2 separate regions of the Homo sapiens genome follow, and region 1 is linked to region 2. The links are chromatin contacts, found by Hi-C or POLR2A ChIA-PET in ENCODE. All regions are on one chromosome and are shown on one strand. The core of a region is the stretch at or near the end of the contact, and the rest is flanking DNA. Distances in the headings are between cores, read along the strand shown. Region 1 holds the start of SMARCA5 (SNF2 related chromatin remodeling ATPase 5). Region 2 holds the start of INPP4B (inositol polyphosphate-4-phosphatase type II B).

Region 1 (6,445 bases), core at 2,403-4,902, 670 kb after region 2:
CTTTCTGGTGTTTTCTTGCTACCAAACCCCTTACCCTCCTCCTTCTTTGGTTCCTCTTCTTTCAACTAGACTCTAAACCTTAGGCTTATGATTCTCAAGGATAAGACTAACACTTGAACCCAGAACTCACTATATGTCAGGCACTGTATCATGTACCTTATACTGTCTCATTTAATTTTTATGACATCATAATATTATCTCAAAATAAAGCTAGGAAAATATAATAATAAAAAGATGAGAAAATTGATTTCAAAGAGGTTAGATAACTTGTCTGCATTCACACAGCTACTAAGTTCCAGAGCCTGCACTGGAATCTAGGCTTGCCTGCTCCCCAACCCACTCTTTTACCAACACATGAATTCTGTATTATGTGATCAATTCAACAACTAGCTGCTAGTTTTAGCCTTTTAGCAGGATTTTGTGATTTGGCCACCATATTAGTATTGCTATCTGCCTGAGGAACACAGCTAATGTCCCTGTAGCTGTTTCTAGGCTTCATGTCTTTTCTGTAGCTCTTCTCTGCTTTTCCTTTCTGGTTCTAAACTCTGCCAAAAATCTTTTTCTCTGTCACTTATGCTAGATAACTGAGTTCGAGCATTCTGTGTCCTCTTGCTAGTTTCCATCTTTTCTCTATAATTTTCCCCCGAATGATTCTAATACAGCTTTCATATGATCATATGAGAAACTCACATGTAAATGCACATGTTAAAAGACAATCGCCATTTTGGAGGCAATTTTTATTTATTTATGTGCATTGTTTTCCTTGCTATTTATTGCTTTCCTTAAATAGTTATCAGACTTAAGATCCTTTCATTTATATACCTACATATAACTTTAGGGTTTCCAGACCAAGACCCAAGATTTCTACCTAAGACTATAAAAAGTGAAGAAACATTTCGAATGCTAAATTAATGTTTTAGTCTATTTAATGTAAATATAAAAATATTATTCATCAAGTATTTATTAAGTATGTGTCAGGTTCCACCCTAGACACCACTTTCTTACCCTTCCACATAATTTTTTTTCGGTGAAAGAACATTTTTTAAAATTAAAAATAAGCTTTCTAAAAATGGGGAGATGTTGGTCAAAGGATACAAAGTTTTGGTTATACAAGATGAATAATTTCTGGAGATGTAATGCACAGCATGGTAACTATTGTTAATAATACTGTTTGCATAGTTGAAATTTGTTGAGAGTAAATCTTAAATGTTCTCACCATGCTGGCAGGCAGTAAATATAAGAGGTGATGTATATGCTTATTAGCTTGATTGCGGTAATCATTTCACAACGTGTTTATATATCAAAACATCACATTGTATGCCTTAAATATATACAATTTTGTGAATTATACCTCAGTAAAGCTGAAATTTTTTTAAAAAAAGTTTTCTTAATACAATAATAGGCAAATTCGGCAGCCTGGCACAGTGGCTGTCACCTGTAATCCCATCACTTTAAGAGACTGAGGCAGGTAGATGGCTTGAGCCCTAATTGTTGTTCAGGACCAGTATGGGCAACATGGCGATCCCTGTCTACACCCAAAAAATACAAAAATTAGCTGGGCTTGGTGGCATGCACCTGTAGTCCCAGCTACTTGGGAGGCTGAGGTGGGAGAATTGCTGGACCCCAGGAGGCTGAGGCTGCAGTGAGTCACGACTGTGACACTGCACTGCAGCCTAGGAGACAGGGCAAGCCACTGTCAAAAAACAAACAAACAAACAAACAAAAACAAAAAACCAGCAACGATCAGTTTCAATACTTTTGTAAATATGCTTCCAACTTTTATCTACATTTTTGAACTGTTAAACCAAATTTTTCAGTTAACACTTTATAAATTAACATTCTTTGGCTAGGTGCGGTGGCTCACGCCTGTAACCCCAGCACTTTAGGAGGCCTAGGCGAGCAGATCACTTGAGACCAGGAGTTTGAGACTAGCCTGGCCAAAACAGCAAAACCCTGTCTCTACTGAAAATACAAAAATTAGCCAGGCGTGGTGGTGCACGCCTGTAATTCCAGCTACTCCGGAGGCTAAGTCATGAGAATCCTTTGAACCTGGGAGTTGGAGATTGCAGTGAGCTGAGATCATGCCACCGCACTGCAGCCTGGGCGACAGAAACTGTCTGAAAACAAAACAACACAAAACAACCATTATTCTACATTAATGGTTGTTAAAGGTTAATAGTTCATTTTCTGGGTGTATGACAGTTTTAAACACCTAACTTTTAATACTGGATTCAGCCTACTGTTGTTAGCTTTTTGCAGTCATATATGAAGACTATGATGAACATCATTGTAGGTATTCATCTTTGCATATATCCTTAGACATTTCCTTATAGTCTAAGAACTAGCATTTCTAGTGGAGTGGGGACATTTTTCCAGATGTCCATTTAAGAATTATCATTCCATTAGTTAAAAAATTTGCAGGCTATATATTCAAAGGGGATCCCTTCTGTTTGGAATTCAACATAACCAGTTAGCTCAAACCTCAACTCTCGAAAAATGTGTCTCCTTTACTCAACAAACATTTAGAGAATACTGAATATGAGGAATAAAAAAAGATAAAAAAGACCCTGTACTGGGCAGGTAATCTACTGTAGTATGCAGATTCGTTATCAAACAGACTACAATGTATTTAAATTTTGTAGGCGATGAATGCACAAGGCCCTTAAGCTGCATTGAAGGCTGCCTAAGGCAGTATACAAAATCAGTGCTGAATATTTGTTAACACTTAAGGAGAATGTACGTTTTAATTTTCATGTTTGATGCTTGGGGAAAAGATTACATCGCACCACCTATCTTCCCCATATATTGATTATTCGTGTTTCTCACTTCCATGGTAGTGTGCACGTTATTTGCTTAACTTTGGCATATAAATTCAGAAGAAATATCATTTAACTCTGTGCCTAAGGAGGGTATTTAGAAATAACCGACGCAGCTAACATGAGAAGGCAAAAAAAAAAAAAAAGAAAAAAGAAAAAAATCACACTAACGGACTTTTTTTTTTTTTCTAACAACAAAAAACCGTGAGACTTCACTTGGGGTAACCATAACGTCGTCAAGGCTGTGGCGTCACGCCTCTAAGCGGATACGGCAGAAGTTTTGGGGCCAGACACAAGACTTCCAAGTTTGAATGGGCAGCGCAAAACCCAGACAAGTTTTCCGGTAGTGCCGCCAACCCCTGTCAGGCACAGAAGACACAGCGAGAACCGTGAGCCGTTACGAAAGCCTAAAACACTGAGCTCGCGTCCTGCCAAGCAGCAGGCGCACAAACCTACACCTCCGAGCGCTCCCTGGAGGTCCCGCCCACTCTTCTCTCCCGAGCCGGCTAGAGATCTGGAAGAGGGCGGGCCAAGGGTGAGGAGGGCAGTATGCGCATGCGCGCTCAGGACCCAGTCAGTGAGCCAATAAGGAATCTCGCGAGTGTTGAAAGTCGGTGGCGTAGGTCGTCGTCCTGGATGCTGGCGAGATAGATGTTATCTTCCAGAGGAAGAGGAGGAGGCGGCGAAGCGTTTTCCCAGCCTCAGTCTCTCTTTCGTTTTCCTTTTCCCTTCCCCCAACCCTCCGCCCTTCTCTAAATCAGCCGGCCTTCCTTGACCTCAGTGACCCGTCTGGCCCCGCCCACCCTCGTCGACGTGATTCCCGCCGTGAGGTAAGCGCCGGTGGAACCTAGAGCCCCGCGGAAGAGCAGAACGTTTGGGAGTGTGCAGCTCCTGGGCCCGGCTCAGGCCCGTCGCGGAGGCGCGGCGCAGGGGAGCGCTCGGGTGGGAGTCTCGCTCCTCCACCAGTTTATTGCGACGTAGCATCCAGGCCTAGGCCTCCCCGTCCATCCCCGCCGGACTCGGGCCTCTGGCAGCAGCGGGTGACGCAGACGGAACATCATGTCGTCCGCGGCCGAGCCTCCGCCACCCCCGCCTCCCGAGAGCGCGCCTTCCAAGCCCGCAGCCTCGATCGCCAGCGGCGGGAGCAACAGCAGCAACAAAGGCGGCCCCGAAGGCGTCGCGGCGCAGGCGGTTGCGTCTGCGGCCAGCGCTGGTCCCGCAGACGCCGAGATGGAGGTGAGGGCGACTTGCGGCATGGGGAGCGGGTGCAGCGGGGAGGAGGAGCTGGCTCCCTCGCCGGATCGTGGCGATCGGACGCAGAGCCGGGTTTCTCTCTCTGCACCAGACTCAGCTTCACACCCTGTGGATACGAAATGATGCTCTCACTCTTGCTCCCTTGTTCTTACCCTATTCGAGCTAAGCAAAATGGATTTCTGGCTCCTCACATTTAAATTATTTGTCTCTTTCGTGAATCCTGACAAATATTTGAACGCTCTCAGTGAACAGATGTTCTTGGTTACCGTGGCCCGGGGGACCCATCGTTTTTTTCCCACTAGACTCCCATAATTCCCTCTCCTACCTCTGAATGTGGTTTTTAGTTTCCACCAAACTTCGGGGAAGGGCGAGGAGATGACCCCTTAGGAGCGGGATGCACGGGCGGGGTGAAGGAGGCATTTAAAAGCAGCGCGTCCGAGGACTTGGGCCTCCTTTTCTTCTTCCCGGTCCTTGCAGGGGCGGTATCTGTTGTGGGCAGAAACAATGGCGAGAGCTGGATGGCCGAGTGCGCAGTGGGGATAAGCGGGGCGCAGCTGCTTCTGTGAAGGGAGAGAAGGCCCCTCCCAGGCACTATTCCACTGGAAGGGAAGCAACCAAGGCAGCAGCAGCTGTCTCGGATCCCCCGTCTAATTTAGGGGGGATGAATAAGTGTAGGAATGAATTAGAGAACCAGGCGCAGTTGGTTGGCTCTCAGTCCGGCACTTTTCTCTTTTTGGCCTCTGGCCTTAAGAAAAAAAAAAATTAGTACCACTCGCTGCCGAGACTTATGGGTTTGGGTTGGGCAGGGGATGCTGACAGTACTGAGGGGGCTGGAAAGATGGGGGAAGCTGCCAGGCGGGTAAATTGGATATGCTTCCAGGCTTTGCATCTGGGAACAAAGTAATTGCTCCTTCCAATTTTTATTTTCTTGGCCTTCGACCTGTTTTGAGATATTTTGTGAGTCGGAGCCCAAAGATTTCTGGGATTTTCCTATCCTTAGACAGAATGAAAGTAATACTGCTCCGAAGATGAGTCTTGATGCAGAATCATTATACAGTAAGAAAATGGTAGCGTAATTTACCATTGAGGCTTTTGGCACAGTAGTTATATTTGGGTAGCTGGGGTTAAGTAACATTAATGTTAGTAATCATTTAAAGAACTTTTAGTGGTGAGGGTAGGTTTAGTGACATAGGAACTCCTGATAGTTCCTGTAGTTTTGAGTGATTAAGATAAGATTACTTCCAAATTAAAATATATTCAGTGTTGCTTTTTTTTCCTTAAGGAAATGGTTCTTTTGGGTTACTAGGGCTCTTTAACTTGGATTTCTGTTCCAAGGCTTAAGGGGTTTGACACAAAGCAATTATGTGTAAATGTGCAGTTCTCTACAAAAATTGTTTATAGTTTTTCCTCAGCTTCTCAAAGGGGTCTGCCATCCAAACTTTGGAAAAATGAATGTTTCACCAGAGGTCTTATTAATATCTGAATGCAGAGTAATTTTAAGCCTAAAGCAAGTCAACATTTTTGACTTGAAGTTGCTATTTTAAATGAAAATTGATTTTAAGTTCAAACGTGAGTATAGATGTTATCACTACCGTATTAAATTAGTGATATTTTCATTTGCCAGATGGGGAAATTGAGTTCTACTAGGTAGAACCTGTAATAAAACTCGGATCTGCCTTTAAAAGTGAGCCGTTTCCCACCCATCTTGCTCTGCCATGTTCTTACCAAAAAAAACATATTTGGCGGTTCAATTTATTGAATAACATTGTTATTTTTACCTTCCTAGTATAGAAATATTAGGAATTTTATTTTTTTATCCATCTTATCACTGACACATTTTTTTTTTGGTTGACATTATAGTGTGATTTTTTTTTTTGTCTTTTAAAATGTCAGTTTCCTGTTTAACAAAATTCAGAATTACTGCAATTCATGATATAAACTAAGTTTGAGCACACATGCTTAATATATATGTCACAACTTAATCTGTTTTGCACTTGGAAAATGAATATTTTATAAATGACTTTTTCTTGTTTGGAAGTATGATCTAAGGTGTTTTTCTAAACAGAGTAAACCCAGCATTCATGAATTTTTTTTTTTTTTTTTTTTTGGTGACAAAGCTGATTTTCCCAGAAATAGCCTTCCTATGTATTCAGTTACTTTTTTTCTTTTTGCTTGATACTAATAGGTCAATGGAGCACTTGTTTTTTAGTTATCCTTTTGGCAGTGTGGAACTCTTCTGTGTTCATCCTCATCTCTATTGACTAGATTGATTAAATAGTCACCTGTATACCAATAATGTGATGTCAAGATGCCTGAAGCACATTTTATTTTTGTAGGTTGCATTTCATGGCATTTTGGAATTTTGTAAACTGGAC
Region 2 (6,566 bases), core at 1,523-4,022:
ATCTATTAAAATCCCCATAGTTGTGAAAGACAAAAATTTATTTTGTACAGATTAGGTATGATATTTGTATATCTAATATTAGTACTACTGGGCATCACTCAGTATGAAATAAGAAAATGTAATAGATATTCAGTAAGCATTTTACTCACTAATTATGATTCCATAATTTCTTAACTTTTTGTTCTCAGATGTCAAATACTTACCTAGAAACTGCCACTCATTTGGTTGCTATGAGTTTTAAGATCAGTTAGCAGGTTTTTTTTCTGTCTTTCAGAGAATTGTCATCTTGGGTTCTCCCTCAAGGTAGTGAAAGTTAACTTTGTTACCCATCTGGGGATTTATAGTACTTATACTAGAAGATGCTCCAAGGTTTCAGAAAGGAATTAATTACTTTCAATTTGCACAATTTAGAACAAATATCTGGCTTTTCCCTAAGCTTAATGATTTTCCATTTCACACAACTAAAATATAATAGCATTATTTTATAATCAAGTTTAACTGATGGTCTATGATAGTAGAGCGATTTAGTATTTTGACAAAAATCTTATGAGACATGAAGTCATTCAATTTGCAGCCCCAAACTGAAGCTCAAACACAACATTTTAAAAGTATTTTCTGCCTATACCTTTGACTGCATGCTACTTTAAATAGAGGGACAAGACTAAATGGTCTATCTGGTTGTTCTTACACTTTATAAAGAGTCAAAAGCAAATTTGAGTTATAAATATGCACATCATAGTGATCATTATTTTATCACAAATAAATATTGATTTGCTTAATCAAAGAGAATACTCTCCTAGAATAAGAGCAGTATTTCAATCTGCAAACATGTTTCTTAATGTCACTGAGCATTTAGCCTATCTTCACACACACATTTCATAACCTTTCAAGGACAATCTTCTACATCACATTTTAAGGAAATACACTGAAAAAGCAATCCATTTTGCAATAGCATTTTACATTACTACAAATTCACGAGGTTCAACCTTCAATGCCCATGTACCTTTCACAAAACTATTGATCATTTCCTATCAATGCTTTACAGGATTATATCACAAAGGAACACATAATGCATGTATGTGCATCAATGCGTAAAGGAGAGGATGCATTTCTGTGCATAGTATGTGAACTGACAATGCCCACTTGCCCAGTCCTTGCTTTACTCAACTTCTTACACATCATCAGCCAGCTGCCCTGTTGATGATTCCTTGCACCTTATGCGCTGCTTTATCATTGAGTCAGATTACTACCATTTCTGGTCCAGAACTCATTAAGAAAAGTCCTTTTTCAAGCAAGGTCTTTGAAATGTAGTTGTACACCTATAAAAGAACTATCTGGAGCTCATCTTGAGAGAGAGAAGATGAATTTATCCTCTGTCTTTAGGCTTTTACTTACAGAGCCACACCTTTATAAACAAGTTCTGTCTGTCATACTGACAGGAAGGAGATATGCAAAATGTAACATCTGGAGTCATAAAATATAATGACCTCAAATAACATTCCAGAAAGAGAAAGGAAAACTAGTTCTGGTTAGGGAGAAGATAAAAGAGGAAAAGGAGTAAATTTACATCCTTAAAACAAGAGTAATAGAAAACCCTACCGGGTTTTTCCAGTAAGTTTTGTGCAGCAGCAGCAACAACCTAATCAATATGTGCTTCCTCACCCTCTTGTCCCCAAAGAGAAACTGCTGGGCCCCTCTCCACCGACTCCCCAGGAGCAGAAACTACTGCCCCCAAGGAAGGGAGAATTCAGAAGCGTGGGGAGGGGGAAAAACAGGTATATGTGGTTCTAGCATCCTCATCTTCATATCAGCTACCAGCCTGAAACTACATTCAGGAACCAGGCTCCCAGACATTCCCCGGCCCTGGGCCCTGCCTGAGCGCCAGAGAGCTTGAGGAGCCTGCAGCATAGTTCTCAGACCCGAAACAATGACCTCCCCCGTCCAAACCCAGGCACTCTTGCGCCAAGGCCCTAACCTCTCAGCGAGACCTCTTTGGGGAAGGACAAGAGATGCTGCCTGATGGCCGAGAGAAGACATGCCAGGCTTCTCTGCCAGAATGAGTTGTTGAGGGTGGGATGAAGGTGGTCAAGGAGATGGGCTCTTTATTTTTAAAACAAAAAACAAGGCAACCGGGACCACCAACATCAGTCACCCTCACTCCCCACCACTGCCTCTATTCCTTAAGGACTTCTTCCCAGGCCGGCGGCGGCGGCGGCGGCGGCGGCGGCAGCTTGCGATCATCAGGATTGGAAGTGAGAGCGAGTGCCCGGGCCAACCTCAGCGTCTCTCAGGGACAGCGCAGGTGGGCGCAGCCTTGGAAGGTCAGCGAGGCCAGAGCTCAGAGTTCCACGGGGGCCCGGAGAGTGTGCGTGTGTGAGTGAGAATGCGAAAACGCGCGCGCGCCGGGCAGAGGGGCGCTCGGCGAGAGGGTAGGCGCGGTGACAGGGGTACCCCAGCAGCCGAGGAGAGACAGCCCACCCCACCCTTTAAGCTAAAGAGCTGGAGGGGTGATGGAGGCTGCAAGACGGAGAAACTTGATGCAAAACAGACAGGCTCCCCCCTCCAAGACGTGCCGCCACGCTCTCAGACACGCTCCCTCGCCTCCCGGATTACCCACCATCAACCACCCCACCCTGCAAAATTCCCCCACCGAGCCCTAGGATCCCAGGCGGGTAATTACCTCTCCCGGAGGCGGAGTGGGGGGCGGCAGCAGCAGCAGACACTTTTAGCCTGACTTTCCTGCGTTCGCTTGCGAGCGTGTGAGCGTGTGCGCGCCCAGGAGGAGCTGTAACCTGCTATTTATAGACCGAAGCCTCAGTACCCGGGGCTGAGAACCCGGAGGAAACTAGCAGGCGGCGGCGACGGCGCAGGGCGCCGGCCGCGGCTTCGCGAGGCTCCAGCAGCTCCCCCAGCCTCTGGCTTCGGCCGCGCTCCCTGCTCGCTCCTCGCCTACCAGCCCCGCGCGCGCCCCAGAGAAGTTGTCACCAGCGCGGCTGGCTCTCCGGCTGCTCACACGCCCCCTGGCACAATTGCTACTTTCTTCCACCCCAACCCCCACCCTCCCCGCTCCTCTTCCTCCTCCTCTGCTCTCTCCAAGCGGTCTCCTCCCAATGTCACCAGCGACCGAGTAGAGGCGGCCGTGGCAGCGACAGTCGCGCAACTGGCGCTGCTCGCTTCCCGCTACTGATAGAGCGGAGATGGTGGCCCGGCTGCCCACCCCGAAATTACCACGCTGGCTCCGTGTGCTCACACCCCGTACCCCGACCCCTTTCTGCGGCCCCTCTGCCCGCTGGGTCGCCCACCCAGACTGGGCTGTGGGATCACCGCTACCGCGACGAGGGGGGACCCGAGGCCGCCACGCTGCTGCGGGGGCAGGAGAAACCACAGAGAAAGAACCCGCGGGAGGAAGAAAGCGCCCCAGACCCCGGCCTATGGCAGCGCAGTCCCTAGACCGAGGGTTTTTGGAAGGGGCTTGGGATCCCTGCTGTCACTGCCTGCGTCTAGGCATCCATTCACGCCTGCTGGACCCCAGTCTGCAGCCGCGCTGGGACCCCTGTCTCTTGCCCCTCCTCCCCCTTGCCCCGGGCAGAGGTCGGGCTGAGGAGACCAGCTTAGAGCAGCCCTCGGCCACCCACCGCCAGTTCCCACGTCGCGGCGGGTGACTGAGGCCGAGATGCTCCCAACTAGCGTATGACATGCCTTTGATATCCCGGGTGCGTGGGGACAAATCCGCCCTGAATGTGTTGGGGTATCAGGAAAACGGGGTATGTAAGCAAGCAGTCTGGACGGAGACTAAAACTCCCCCACTTCCTAGCCCCTAACAAGCCCACAGGGGAAAGCACGCACCCTGGTTATTCCGGGCTGTGTAGGGTGTGGGGCAAATGACTCTCCCCATCTGCGCTTTACAGGTGCCACCTGGCGGCTCTCTCGGAAAGGTTTTGATGGAGCCGTTCAAAGGTAAAGGTGCCCAGAGCCAGCCCATCAAGACACCCCAGCCCTTCTCCCTGAGGGCGCTTTAAAATCACATTTTAAGTAAAGCAGTGTACGAATGCTTGTACACAAGTGTTACATTTGCCATGCAAAAAGACTGGAATCTCAAAGTCAGGACAGTGAAATCAATTTGGGTTAAGTCGGGGCTTAACAGTTTCACAAACCAGGAAGCTGTATGTACCCCCAGCTGTCACCCCTGCTGTCACTGCCCGCATCTAGGCATCCTTTCACTCCTCAAACCTTTGACCACCACATTATAAGCCTTGCCAATGAGGACAGGGACTTTGGGTTTGTTTTGTTTTGTTTTGTTTTGTTTTGTTTGGTGGGGGGAGTTGTTTGTTCGTTTCATTTATTTTTTTCATCACTCTGCTCCCAGAGCTTGGGACAATACCTAATATTCTGTAGTTTCAATAAATGTTTATAGAATCAAATAATAAACACTATAGGCCAGAAACTGCTTGGCGCCCCCGAAGCCCTTCCTTTTGCTTCTCTTCAAGCTTTTTCTCCTATGCTCAGCCTCTACCCCAAGTGAGCTGAATGCAGAGAGATAGGAGAGTGAGGAACAAATAATCCCTGTCAAGATGTGGATCAGCTTTGAGAAGCCTTCACACAGTTAGATTTCTCCTCCATGGGGCAGCACTGAACACACCCATCTCCAAGCAATGGGTAAGCCGTGTTCATAGAGATCTGCTGGAAAGATGATACAACTTTCTCACTGGGCAGTTTCTGATTTTTCTCACAATAGAGAGAGATTGAAATAATATCAGGACATTAGGATGTCAGAGCTTTGCTACTAAATTGGAAATATGGTTAACATATCTGTCCTCTAAGTGGAAGAGTGTGTGTGTGTGTGTGTCTGTGCGTGTGTGTGTTTATGAAGACTACAGCAGCAATGCCAGAAATACCAAACCATACCTCCTAAAAGACTGAGTTGTAAAATAAATGCAGTTACTGATTCTATGGAAATGGACGTTTAAAGTGAGATGCTTAGAGGACCCTATTATAATTAAAGTCCAGACATGGACCATGCTGACAAAGTCCTTTTACAGGGCGGCTGAAGAATATGTGACTTACTTGTGTACATCACGTAGGAAGTTTGAATTCTCAGAAAAGAGAGAATATGAATCAGGATGCCATCAGATGCATGTACCACAAGGCATTTTTAAAAATCCATCAATCATCCTGATATTTACCTTTTTTAGTTATTTGGTGGCTTTTTCCTTGAATAAGCCTGGAGGATTCAGATGCTTCCGTGGTTTAATAAACTCATTCAGCATTCACTTTTACAAACCTTGAACTTTTGCTGACTTGTACCCCCAAAACATAACTCCATTTGCCAATGAAGGACAAAATATTTTTCATTTCCTTTTGAAATATCTTTGTAGGGCCAGAAGTCAAAGGTGATTCCCTGTAGTTACCTTGCTGTCTAAAGCAATAAAATCAAGCCAGGATCTACAGGGTTGGTGTCACACTCGCCTTTGCAGTGAAGCAGCCTACACTCTCTCCATAGATTCATTGTTCCTCTAGATTTTTATCTCAGGTGAGATTAATATGACATCATATCTACTTTTATGATCCTTCACTATTCAAAATCTCTTCTAGAATATAGCACCAAGCATCATATAGGTTTTTTAATGCTTACTCAGTTATGTTAACAATAACTTGTAAAGTAAGTCCTTGTTTTCATCTCAATTTTTAAAAACTTAAAAATTACAGAAACTTTGTTATGTATACATTAGCATCATCTCTTGTGTGTATATTGTGTGTGTATGTCTGTGTGTATTTAAATTAAGGGGGATGTTGTTAGAAATAAGAACTAAAGTAAAAAGGATAAATTATTGTAAAGATACTTGGCTGCCCCATGGAACCCCAAAACAAGAATGCAACTGGGCACTAGGAATGACTGGAAACAGACAGGCCATTAGAACTTTCTCTGTCTCTTTTCCCCCACTACATTAACTGTCCCATTCTGTATCTCTCTCCCTCTTTCTCTCTCTCCCCACATACATTGTCTCACTCTCTGCTTCTCTGGTGTGCACTAAATTGCATGGTGGCTAACGACTCTTAAACTTTATAACTTGTGAACCAGTTCCAAATTCTCCAAGTACTGTGATTCTTCCAGCTACCAAACCCCAGCCAACAACCTTGGCCAGGGATGGTAATCAAGTGACATTTTCATACCTACTGTAGTAATTAGGTAGATTATAGTGGGAGGCTGAAGAAGAAGAAAAAGGATGAAAATTCCCAAAATGAGGGAAGGAATACAGGTCATTCCTGACCACTACTATCTCCTATTCCTGGTTGTTTCATCAACATTGACACAAAAGACAAAAGAAAGTAGGAAAAAGAAATATTAAAAAAGCAATAATGTCTATGGTGTATTAATGCATATGCATGTTTGAATATTGAATAAGATGGAATGCCTCTTACTGTTGGTAGTGCTCGAAGATAGCTGTTCCCAGTATAAGTAGCAGTATGATTTTATGATCTCTCGGCATGGGGCTGGGTGAGTATGAGAAAGAAATCAAGTTTTTCACAGACAGTTTACTTTAGCTTCTTTTTTCATGGCAAATTAA

What was found. A loop is a pair of places that touch in the nucleus more often than their neighbours do. ChIA-PET counts read pairs that join two places held with the same protein, here RNA polymerase II (POLR2A). Pooled maps may share reads with other maps.
Region 1: a map of naive thymus-derived CD4-positive, alpha-beta T cell shows a loop between it and region 2 (4-fold over the local background). The contact joins the promoter of SMARCA5 here to the promoter of INPP4B in region 2. A Hi-C loop is called at or near these places in 1 of 168 maps with a recorded cell type or tissue (naive thymus-derived CD4-positive, alpha-beta T cell) and 5 of 50 pooled maps. POLR2A ChIA-PET finds 5 or more read pairs at or near these places in 2 of 52 experiments (HEK293T and Panc1).

The regions. Positions count from the first base shown.
Region 1 is chr4:143,510,050-143,516,494 of GRCh38, forward strand. SMARCA5 (SNF2 related chromatin remodeling ATPase 5) reads left to right here and starts at 3,653. Exons shown (of 24, transcript NM_003601.4): 1 at 3,653-4,052. The coding sequence starts at 3,876. It overlaps SMARCA5-AS1 (SMARCA5 antisense RNA 1), which reads right to left and starts at 4,788. Exons shown (of 2, transcript NR_104027.1): 1 at 4,396-4,788; 2 at 3,423-4,176. RefSeq lists enhancers at 3,084-3,133, 3,154-3,243, 3,274-3,343, 3,374-3,743, 4,034-4,093 and 1 more.
Region 2 is chr4:142,843,529-142,850,094 of GRCh38, forward strand. It overlaps INPP4B (inositol polyphosphate-4-phosphatase type II B), which reads right to left and starts at 2,773. Exons shown (of 26, transcript NM_001101669.3): 1 at 2,681-2,773. The region is part of intron 3 of USP38-DT (USP38 divergent transcript); the gene reads right to left. RefSeq lists an enhancer at 3,530-4,116.